Linked DNA regions of Homo sapiens: region 1 is linked to region 2. A link is a contact called in ENCODE Hi-C or POLR2A ChIA-PET data. All regions are on one chromosome and are shown on one strand. Each heading gives the region's core, a stretch centred on a gene start or an enhancer-like site at or near the end of the contact. The rest is flanking DNA. Distances are from core to core; before and after follow the strand shown. Region 1 holds the start of LINC01703 (long intergenic non-protein coding RNA 1703). Region 2 holds the start of EPHX1 (epoxide hydrolase 1).

What was found. Hi-C counts contacts between places; a loop is a spot of excess contacts on that map. ChIA-PET counts read pairs that join two places held with the same protein, here RNA polymerase II (POLR2A). Pooled maps may share reads with other maps.
Region 1: a loop to region 2 is called in a pooled map, with 7 times the contacts of the local background. The contact joins the promoter of LINC01703 here to the promoter of EPHX1 in region 2. A Hi-C loop is called at or near these places in 4 of 50 pooled maps. POLR2A ChIA-PET finds 5 or more read pairs at or near these places in 3 of 52 experiments (CD4-positive, alpha-beta T cell, H1 and naive thymus-derived CD8-positive, alpha-beta T cell).

Annotation. Positions count from the first base shown.
Region 1 is chr1:226,081,391-226,086,545 of GRCh38, reverse strand. LINC01703 (long intergenic non-protein coding RNA 1703) reads right to left here and starts at 2,971. Exons shown (of 4, transcript NR_146920.1): 1 at 2,578-2,971. RefSeq lists silencers at 2,571-3,150, 3,261-3,310 and an enhancer at 3,125-3,992.
Region 2 is chr1:225,807,541-225,812,580 of GRCh38, reverse strand. It overlaps EPHX1 (epoxide hydrolase 1), which reads right to left and starts at 2,457. Exons shown (of 9, transcript NM_001136018.4): 1 at 2,412-2,457. RefSeq lists a silencer at 2,280-2,499.

The DNA.
Region 1 (5,155 bases), core at 1,722-4,221, 270 kb before region 2:
AAAAAATCCAGACTTGGTTTACAGATGGCTCCTGCACAACAGAGAGTGGACAGCTGGAGCCCACCAGCCCCGCTCCAGGGTGTCCCTGAAGGACAAGTGGTGAAAGAAAATCTTCCTTGGGGGCAGAACTTCAAGAGGCACATTTGTTTGTCTACTTTGCCTGGATGGAGAGACAGCCAGATGGAGGGATCTACATAGATTCACTGGCAAGAACATGGAAGGAGGATTGGTGACAAGCAGGTCTGGGGAAGAAGTATGTGGACAGATCTTCCAAACAGGCCCAGAATATAAAGATATTTGGGTCCCATGTGAATGCACACCAAAGGGTATCACTGCAAAGGAGGCTCTTGACTATCAGCGGAACAAAGCATGTTCTCTGGAGGTCGGGCTGTCTCTTTTTCCAGCTACCATTGCTTGCCCAATGGACCTATGTAACAAAGAGGCTGTGTGGCAAGATTGGAGGCTATGCGCGAGCTCAACAACATGGACTTCCCCTCACCAAGGCTGAGTAAGTCATCTACTAACTGCCTAATCTGCCAATAGCAGAGACCAACACTGAGCCCACTGTGGCTCCTTGGGGGACCCAGCCAGCCATCTAATGGCAAATTGATTACACTGGACTTTTTCCATCATGGAAAGGACATTATACACATATTCTGGATTTGCTTTGCCTGTTCATCTTGTTTCTGCCAGCACCACCATGCATGGATTAACAGAATGCCTTCCTCACCATCCTAATACTCCACTCAGTACTGCTTCTGATCAAAAGATGAGCAGCAATGGCCTACTGCCCATGGAACAAACTGATTTTTTTGTTGTTTTTCTTTTTCTTTTCTTTTCTTTTTTTTTTTTGAGACGGAGTTTTGCTCTGTTGCCCAGGCTGGAGTGCAGTGGCGCAATCTCGGCTCACTGCAAGCTCCGCCTCCCGCGTTCAGGCCATTCTCCTGCCTCAGCCTCCGGAGTAGCTGGGACTACAGGTGCCCGCCACCACGCCCGGCTAATTTTTTGTATTTTTAGTAGAGACGGGGTTTCACCTTGTTTGCCAGGATGGTCTTGATCTCCTGACCTCGTGATCCGCCCGCCTCGGCCTCCCAAAGTGCTGGGATTACAGGCGTGAGCCACCGCGCCTAGCCTTCTTTTTCTTTTTTCTTTCTTTTCTTTTCTTTTTTTTTCTGAGATAGAGTTTCACTCTTTTTGCCCAGACTGGGGTGCAATGGTGCGATCTCGGCTCACTGCAACCTCTGCCTCCCCAGTTCAAGCAATTCTCCTGCCTCAGCCTGCCAAGTAGCTAAGATTACAGGCACCTGCCACCACGCCTGGCTAATTTTTGTATTTTTAGTAGAGACGGGTTTTCACCATGGTGGCCAGGCTGGTCTTGAACTCCTGACCTCAGGTGATCCGCCCACCTTGGCCTCCAAAAGTGCTGGGATCACAGGGGTGAGCCACTGTGCCCAGCCCTTGTTTGTTTTTAAGGCAGGATCTCGCTCTGTCACCCAGGTTGGAGTGCAGTGGTGTGATCTCAGCTCACTGTAGCCTCAAACTCTTGAGCAGGTGATCCTCCCAGCTCAGCCACCCAAGTAGCTAGGACTACAGACACACACCACCACACCTGGCTAATTTTTATTTTATTTTATTATTTTGTTTTGTTTGAGACAGGGTCTCGCTTTGTCGCCCAGGCTGGAGTGCAGTGGTGAGATCTCGGCTCACTGCAACCTCTGCCTCCACGGTTCAAGTGATTCTCTTCCCTCAGCCTCCCAAGTAGCTGGGATTATAGGCGCCTGCCACCAAGCCCGGCTAATTTTTGTATTTTTAGTGAGATGGGTTTTCACCATGTTGGCCAGGCTGGTCTCGAACTCCTGACCTCAAGTGATCCACCTGCCTTGGCCTCCTGAAGTGCTAGGATTACAGGTGTGAACCACTGCGCCCAGCCATGCCCGGCTAATTTTTGAATTTTTAGTAGAGACGGGGTTTCACCATCTTGGCCAGGCTCGTCTTGAACTTCTGACCTCGTGATCCACCTGCCTAGGCCTCCCAAATTGCTGGGATTATAGGCGTGAGCCACTGTGCCCGGCCTCACTTTTTTCTTTTCTTTTTCTTTCTTTCTTTTTTGAGACGGAGTCTCGCTCTGTCACCCACGCTGGAGTGCAGTGGTGTGATCTCGGCTCACTGCAACCTCCGCCTCCCGGGTTCAAGTGATTTTCCTGCCTCAGCCTCCTGAGTAGCTGGGGGTTACAGGTGTGCGCCACCACGTCTGGCTAATTTTTGTATTTTTAGTAGAGATGGGTTTTCGCCCTGTTGGCCAGGCTGGTCTCGAACTCCTGGCCTCAACTGAGCCGCCCGCCTTGACCTCCCAAAGTGCTGGATTACAGGCGTGAGCCAACACGCCCGGCCCCTGAGGTCACTTTCGCGGGGCAGAGGGTATGAAGCTGCGGAGAACAGGCTCGAGCGCTGCGGAGCCGGGAATTACTGAGTCCCGCGACGCGCGGGCAGGACTGGCACTGTTTTTTCCAGCTCGCGGGCTCTCAGTTCATAGTATGACATCCCCACCCATCGGCCCGGAGGCTGCTGAGCACTAACCCGATTTGTTTTCCAAAGTGCCACGCTTCACCCACTCGGCAGGATATGCGGCACCTTCAGGGCCGCAGCTGCAGCTCGCGGGCTCCAGGCGTTCGCATGGCTGGGCCAGGCGCTGGAGGCGGCCCTCACCCGTGGGACGGTGCCCCCCAGGCCCCGGGACGGAAAGGAGCTGCGGCGACGGCGGGAGAGGGCCCTACCCCCGGCGAGGCTGAGGCCTCAGGAGCGGACCTCACTGCAGGCAGCCCGGGAGGGAACGGCGGGGGAGTCCCGGGTCGTGGGGGTGACCCAGCCAGGGCTGGCGGAGAAGGGCCCGTAAGGTCGGCAAACCTGGGAGAGCGCGGGTGGCTGGAACCCCCTGTGCAGGCGGCCGCGTGGGGGCGGACCCGGTGGGCGTGGCGAGCTCCGGGGGCGTGGCCTGGGCCTTGGGGCCGCGTCACGTGACAACGACCGAGGCTAGAGGTGCTGTTGGGCGAACGCGAGGCGTCTGAAAGGATCAGTTTCGCGTTTTGGGGAAAGTTCTCTCTGGCACCTGGGGCTGGGGAGGGCGAGCCGGAGGAAGAGAGCCCGGGTGAGGCGGCGATTTCAGAAATGCCTGAAAAGGGAGAAGCCCGCCCCGGAGCCACGACAGTGGGGACGCTGGAGAGATGCTGGGGACCGGCCTCCACGACCTGGGGGGGAGGGGGGAGGGGACGAGCGGCGGGCACCCTGAACCCTTAGTCCTCGAGGCCCTGACAGCGACCCTCCCTCATGCTGCCCCCGAGGAGGAGTTGGAAGGAGCAGCTGGCCCCACGCCCCGTTTCCCGAGACTGCGGGCAGCGCTCCTCAGGAGTGTGTCCGGGGCCGGCTACTTCCTCCACTAAGAGACGAGTCGCCCGGGCCGCAGGAAGGGCCTGGTGCGCGGCCATCTGCTGACCAGTCTGGAGCTAGCGTGGTGGCTTCGGCTGCGCTGACAGTGATGCCACCGAGGTCTCTTACACACCAACAAGCTTCACAGGCCCCTCACCCAGCTAAGCCCGGGCATGGCATGCCTTGAGGGTATCCGAGGCTGTGACATCTTAGCAGAAATCCAAGCTAGCCCTCCCCACCCCCTCCACTCTACCTCCCCTTCACTTGGAATCAGAACTGTTCTATTTCAGCTCCAAATGTGATGATGATGACCAAATAAAATCCACCGTGAATTGAGCCCTCACTGTGTGTGCCCGGCTCTGTGCTAAACATTTGTCATGCGTTCTCTCACATAATCCCCGGACCTCCTACCACTTTCGTTATTTTTGCCTTGCCAGCACTAATTGTAAAACTGAACTCTTATTATTACGATGTTTTAATTGACTCAAATTTAGAGGTGTTATACGAAATCACAGGTTTGATGTGTAATGTTTCTTTTACTAATTCATATACAACATATAGACCTTGCAAATGTTTGAAACTGGCCGGGCGTGGTGGCTCACGCCTGTAATCCCAGCACTTTGGGAGGATGAGGCGGGCGGATCACCTGAGATCAGGCGTTTGGGACCAGCCTGGCCAACATGGCGAAACCCTGTCTCTACTAAACATACAAAAATTAGCCAGGCGTGGTGACACGCACCTGTGGTCCCAGCCACTCGGGAGGCTGAGGCACGAGAATCACTTGAACCCGGGAGGCAGAAGTTGCAGTGAGCCAAGATTGTGCCACTGCACTCCAGCCTGGACAACAGAGCAACTCCGTCTCAAAAACTAAAAATACATACATACACACATTTAACAAATTGGATCGGCCTTTTTTTTTTTTTTTTTTTTGAGACTGAGTTTCGCTCTTGTTGCCCAAGCTAGAGTGCAATGGCGCGATCTCGGCTCACCGCAATTTCCGCCTCCCGGGTTCAAGCGATTCTCCTACCTCAGCCTCCCGAGTAGCTGAGACTACAGGCGCCCGCCACCACGCCCAGCTAATTTTTTGTATTTTTAGTAGACACGGGGTTTCACCGTGTTAGCCAGGATGGTCTCAATCTCTTGACCTTGTGATCCGCCCCCCTCGGCCTCCAAAGTGCTGAGATTACAGTGTGAGCCACTGCGCCCGGCCCTTTTTTTTTTTTTTTTTTTTTTGAGACAGGGTGTCACTCTGTCACCCAGGCTGGAGTGCAGTGACGCGGTCACAGCTCACTGCAGCCTCAACCTCCCCGGGTTCAGGCGATCCTCTCACCTCAGCCTCTTGAACAGCTGGGACTACAGGCGCGCAGCAGCACACCTGGCTAATTTTTGTATTTTTTGTAGAGATGGGTTCTGCTATGCTGCCCCAAGTTGTTCTGGAACTCCTGGGCTCAAGCAATCCGCCTGCTTCGCCCTCCACAGTGCTGGGATTACAGGCATGAGCCACCATGCTCAGCCCTGCCTCAGTCTTTTTGATGGTTATGTGGTATTTCTTTTTAAAATTTTTTGTTTGGGTTTTGTTTTAGAGTATGTTGCCCAGGGAGGACTGAAACTCCTGGGCTCAAAAAATCCGTATTTTATTGTTTTCTTTAACTATGAATTATTTAGTTGTTTTATGTTCAGGCAGCTGGTCTGTTTCTAGTTGTATTTTTCTATTAATTTTATCTTAATTCCA
Region 2 (5,040 bases), core at 1,208-3,707:
AGGGGCACTGTGCATTGGTGAACCTGGGCTCCCTGAAAATGCCAGTTATGCTTAAGACATCAGGCAGGAACCAGGACACCCCAGGAGAGTCACTCCACCTCCTGCAGTGGTCAAGATGCCCTTTCTGCAAAGGTCCCTCTGCCCACAGAGCCCTCATTCAGGGCTTCCTGAAGATGTTCCCAGCCGCGTAAGTCCATGCCAGCTAGTGTGCTTCAGGCACAGCTGAGAGGCAGGAGGCATCACGCAGAGAGCATGTGGCTTGTCACAGATGGTGCTGAGGTTCACCCTGGCTGTCTTGCTGAGTAGTTATTTTCTGTGGAAGGTCCTTCCTTTCCTGGAATTGGGAAGAAGGCCGCAGAAAGCTCAGGAGTCCCCTCACTTACAGACTGAGCTAGTTCAGTTTATCCAGTAGGTCACTCATCAGCTTGACCCACACTCTGCAAACACAAACATCAGGCCATTCAAGCTGGGCACACTCCTGCCCCCAGCCTTTGCACCTGCACCCCAGGCAGCAGCTTGGCTGCTCCCTAACTCTTCAGGTCTATGCCAGTGCCACCCTTCAGTGAGGCCTTCCCTTTCCACCTGGCACTCCTCTCCCCTCTTTAAAGTTTTATTTATCTCCATATTACACATCATCTTCTAACATACTTTATAGTTTACAAATGTATTTTGTTTATTATCCCTCTGCCCCTAGAACTGCAAATCCCACGAGGGCATGCTCCCCGCTGTGCCTCAGTTCCACAGTGAGCAGTTCCTAAGTACCGCCCATGCCTCCTCAGCGCCTCCTAGGTGTGGAAATTTGGGAAAGAAAAACTGCTTGGAGAGCACTCGCAGAGTTTTTGCTGCTAAGTCAGACCAAGTGGGGCCAGTGAAAGGCCCCCTATTATCCCCCAAACCTAGCTCCCTGAAGGAGGCAACCGTTACACCAGAAAACAATGTTACTTTCTGGAGAAGTGTGGCTTCCTGAAAATGTTTATTTTAAATTATGCTGGATGCAGAGGAGGCTGCACAGTGGTACCGAAACAGCCACCAACCCCAAGGTCCTCAACAATTTTCCACCAACAGCTCATCAATCCCAGCAAAGGGCTGTCCTGGAAGCGGGCCTGCCAAGTGCATGGGTCCCCCTCACCTCCCACCTCCAGCCACAAGCTGAGCCCTCACAGAACTTCCAGGACAACGAGTGTTGCCTGTAGGGGCGGATCCAGGCTTTGCGGAACCTGAAGTTTAAACAATGGGAGGTGGGCTATGGAGGGGGCATTCAACTTTAAGAAAAAAAAGTCAAAATTAGGATTACAACATTGCTAGGCACCCCACCTCCAAGATCTCGGGAGCCGCCAGGGCAAGGAAGGAGCCAGAAGCTCAGAGAAAACCGACATCTGCCAGGGAGGGAGGCAGGCGGCCACTCGGTCTCCGCGGCGCTTTTGCTCAGGTTGACCACATTCCCTGGCTTCAACTACAAGGTGAACTCCCGGGCAAGTTTCCTGTTCTACAAGAGGAGAGGGCTGGCCTTCAATCCCGAGACCAGAGCGAGGGGGTGCCGGGCGGCGGCTGCGGCAGCAGATGGAGATGAAAGCGCATTTCAACTAAAAGGTGTGATCAGTGTCAGGCCTCTGAGCCGAAGCTAAGCCATCATATCCCCTGTGGCCTGCACCTACACATCCAGATGGCCGGTTCCTGCCTTAACTGATGTCATTCCACCACAAAAGTGAAAATGACCTGTTCCTGCCTTAACTGATGACATTGTCTTGTGAAATTCCTTCTCCTGGCTCATCCTGGCTCAAAAGCTCCCCTACTGAGCACCTTGTGACCCCCCCCACTCTGCCCGCCAGAGAACCCCCCTTTGACTGTAATTTTCCTTTACCTACCCAAATCCTATAAAACGGCCCCACCCCTATCTCCCTTGGCTGACTCTTTTCGGACTCAGCCCGCCTGCACCCAGGTGAAATAAACAGCCATGTTGCTCACACAAAGCCTGTTTGGTGGTCTCTTCACACGGACGCGCATGAAAATCAGTGTTCCGACTTGGGTGACAAATTAAGTGCATTTCACCGCCGAGCGAGCCACGGCCCTGGAAGCAGAGCTCGCCCAGGCCAGGGGACGCGGTGCGCTCTCGGGGTCGCGAGCCTCCCTCCCTGCGGCGTCCGCCCACAGTCTGGGACGCGGAATTCCCTGCGAGAAGTCCGCGGTCGCCTGCAGGCTCCTTCCCCCAGTAGGCGGCACGCGCAGTCTCCTGGCCGGGGCAGGAGCTGGGGGCGGACCAACTACAAGTCCCTCTGCACCCCTGCGGGCCGACCGCAGCCCCGACCCCTCGGCGCCCCGGCCCGCCGCCCACCCCGGCGGCCGAGCCCGCGCGGAGCCCGAACCGCGTCTGCGTCCGGGGAGTGCGGGCCCGGCCGGCCCCGGGCGCTTACGGTCTCGGCTCGCAGGCTCCGGCGGCGGCAGGCGCGCGATCTCTCCGGCTCCCTGGCTCTCCTCGGCTAGTTTTCAGCAGCCCCGGCGCAGTCTCCGCCCAAGCCCGGCCTCCGAGCGGGGCGTTCCCCGGCCTGGAGGACCCGGGAAAGTCTCTAGGCCTGCCTAAGGCTCCACCTCTGCCAGGGATAAAACGGGCTACTTAAAGGGCGGTCCGCGGCCCCGCGGCCAGAAATGGAGAGAAGCGTTTGGCAGCTCCTACAGCAGTTTGATCCCGTAACTTCGTCAGTTGAATCTAAAAACAAAAATCCAAACTTGCATGATGTATGTCCTTTTTTTTTTTGGAGACAGAGTCTCACTCTATCACCCAGGCTGGAGTGCAGTGGTGCGATCTCGGCTCACTGCAGCCTCAAGCGATCCTCCCACTTCGGCCTCCAGAATAGCTGGGACTACAGACTGCGCCACCACACCTGGCTAATTTTTTAAGTTTTGTAGATACGGGGGTCTCACTTTGTTGCCTAGGCTGATCTTGAACTCCTGGGCTCAAGCGATGCACCTACCTCCGCCTCCCAAAGTGGTGAGATTATGGGCGTGAGCCACTGCACCTGGCGGTGTATGTCTTTTTAATTTCATCTTTCTAGCAATTCATTCTTAGTATATTTAACAAACATATTGGTCCGTGACATGCTTGGAAATCTAAAAACAAATTAGTGTCTTTATACAGAGAATGTGAGAAGCAATGGTCTGAAGCACTCTTGGGGGTCTTCATGGTGAGGACCAGTATAGGATGCTGAGTTCAATGCCAGGGGAGCAACCTCTTAGTGAATCCCCTCCCGCTTTGGAGAGAGCTCAGGGCCCAGGCGGGTGGTTGCTGGGGCTCTTTTAGCTTCCGTGAGAGCGTTGATCCCCAGCCCCTCATCGTTAGAAAGCCTGTCCCATCGCCTCTGCCATCACCCCTCCTTAGCTTCTCTCTTCACCTGCTCAGAGGTGCAGTTCTTTCAACCACCAGCATCCTCACGATCTCGGTGGACAGACTACAGCTAGGAGGCCACATGCAGGGCCCGTGGCTGGAGTTCTAAGCTTCTGACTGTCACCTTGCACACTTCAGGATAAGGTTCACCACCACCCACCTTCCCTTGGCCTCCAACCTTTCTGCTCACCCTGGCCCAAGAATTCTGGCCGGCAGACGCACTCACCTCACTCCCACCTCCAAACTTTTGCTCTTGCAGTACTGCCGGACAGGGTGCCCTCCTCCATCCACATGTAGAGTCCTCTTGTCCTTTAATTCTACACCCTCCTATAAAAGCTTTCTCTTGCAACTGCAGTCTCTGACATCTCTGTATTCCTTTCAGAACCTGCAGTCTGGGAGAGTTCTTTCCCCTCCCCTCCAAATAGTTCACACAGAAGCTCTGCCTCTGGCCACTTCACCAGGGGACCCAAATTCGTTACTCTTAAAACTGCAGTGATGGTGAAACAGGTAGGAGTCAGGACTTAACGCCAGAGGTGGGGCTTGGACACCAGATTGAGGACCAAATTGAGGACTAGCTAAAACAGGGACTGGGTGGAAGATGAGCATAAGATATGCCCATCATATCAGTGTGCCATGTCAGTTTACCAGGGCACGCCCCTGGAGTTATCACCCCCCTTCCATGGCAATGACCCGAGGACCCAAAAGTTACTACCCTTTTCCTAGAAATGTCTGCATAAACTGCCCCTTAATCTGCATGTAACTAAAAGTGGGTATCAACATGACTGCAGAATCGCCCAGAGCTGCTGCTCTCAGCACACTGCCTGTGGGGCAGCCCTGCACTGCAGGAGCAGGCCCCCTCTGCTGCTGCTGGACACCGCCACCTCCATAAAAGTTGCTGTCTCACACCACGGGCTCTCTCTTGAATTCTTTCCTGGACAAAGCTAAAAACCCTGCTGGGCTGAGACCCAATCTGGGGTCTCAGCTGCCCTGCATCAAAACTCTTCTAAAATTAGATATTGGTGATGGTTACATCACTACAAGTCTGTAAATATACCAAAACCCGTGAAATTTTACACTCTTAAAGGGTGAGTTTTATGGGTATGTGAATTATGTCTCAATACAGTTGTTATTTTATTTATTTATTTGTTTGTTTTTGAGATACAGTCTCACTCTGTTGCCCAGGTTGGAGCGCAATGGCACAATCTCGGCTCACTGCAACCTCCGCCTCCCAGGTTCAAGTGATCCTCGTGCCTCAGCCTCCCAAGCCGCTGGAATTACAGGCACTTGCCACCACACCCAGCTAATTTTTGTATTTTTAGTAGAGATGGGGTTTCACCATGTTGGCCAGGTGGGTCTCAAACTCCTGACCTCAAGTGATTTGCCTGCCCTGGCCTCCCAAAGTACTGGGATTACAGGCGTGAGCCACCAGGTGTGGCCAAAGCTGTTGTTTTTCAAAAACTGCATTAAAATGGCAACCTCTTGTATCCTAATACCCTCCTACTTGGTTAATCATCCATCCAGCGTTGGGCTGCGAAATCTAAAATAGTGCAAGATATTTCTAAGTACAGTCTACATATGGGCAGTGTAGAAACAAATGCATCAGAGTCCAACTCAGCAGGGCAAAATTTAGACAGATTTTCACTGCTTTTGGCTAAAAGCCA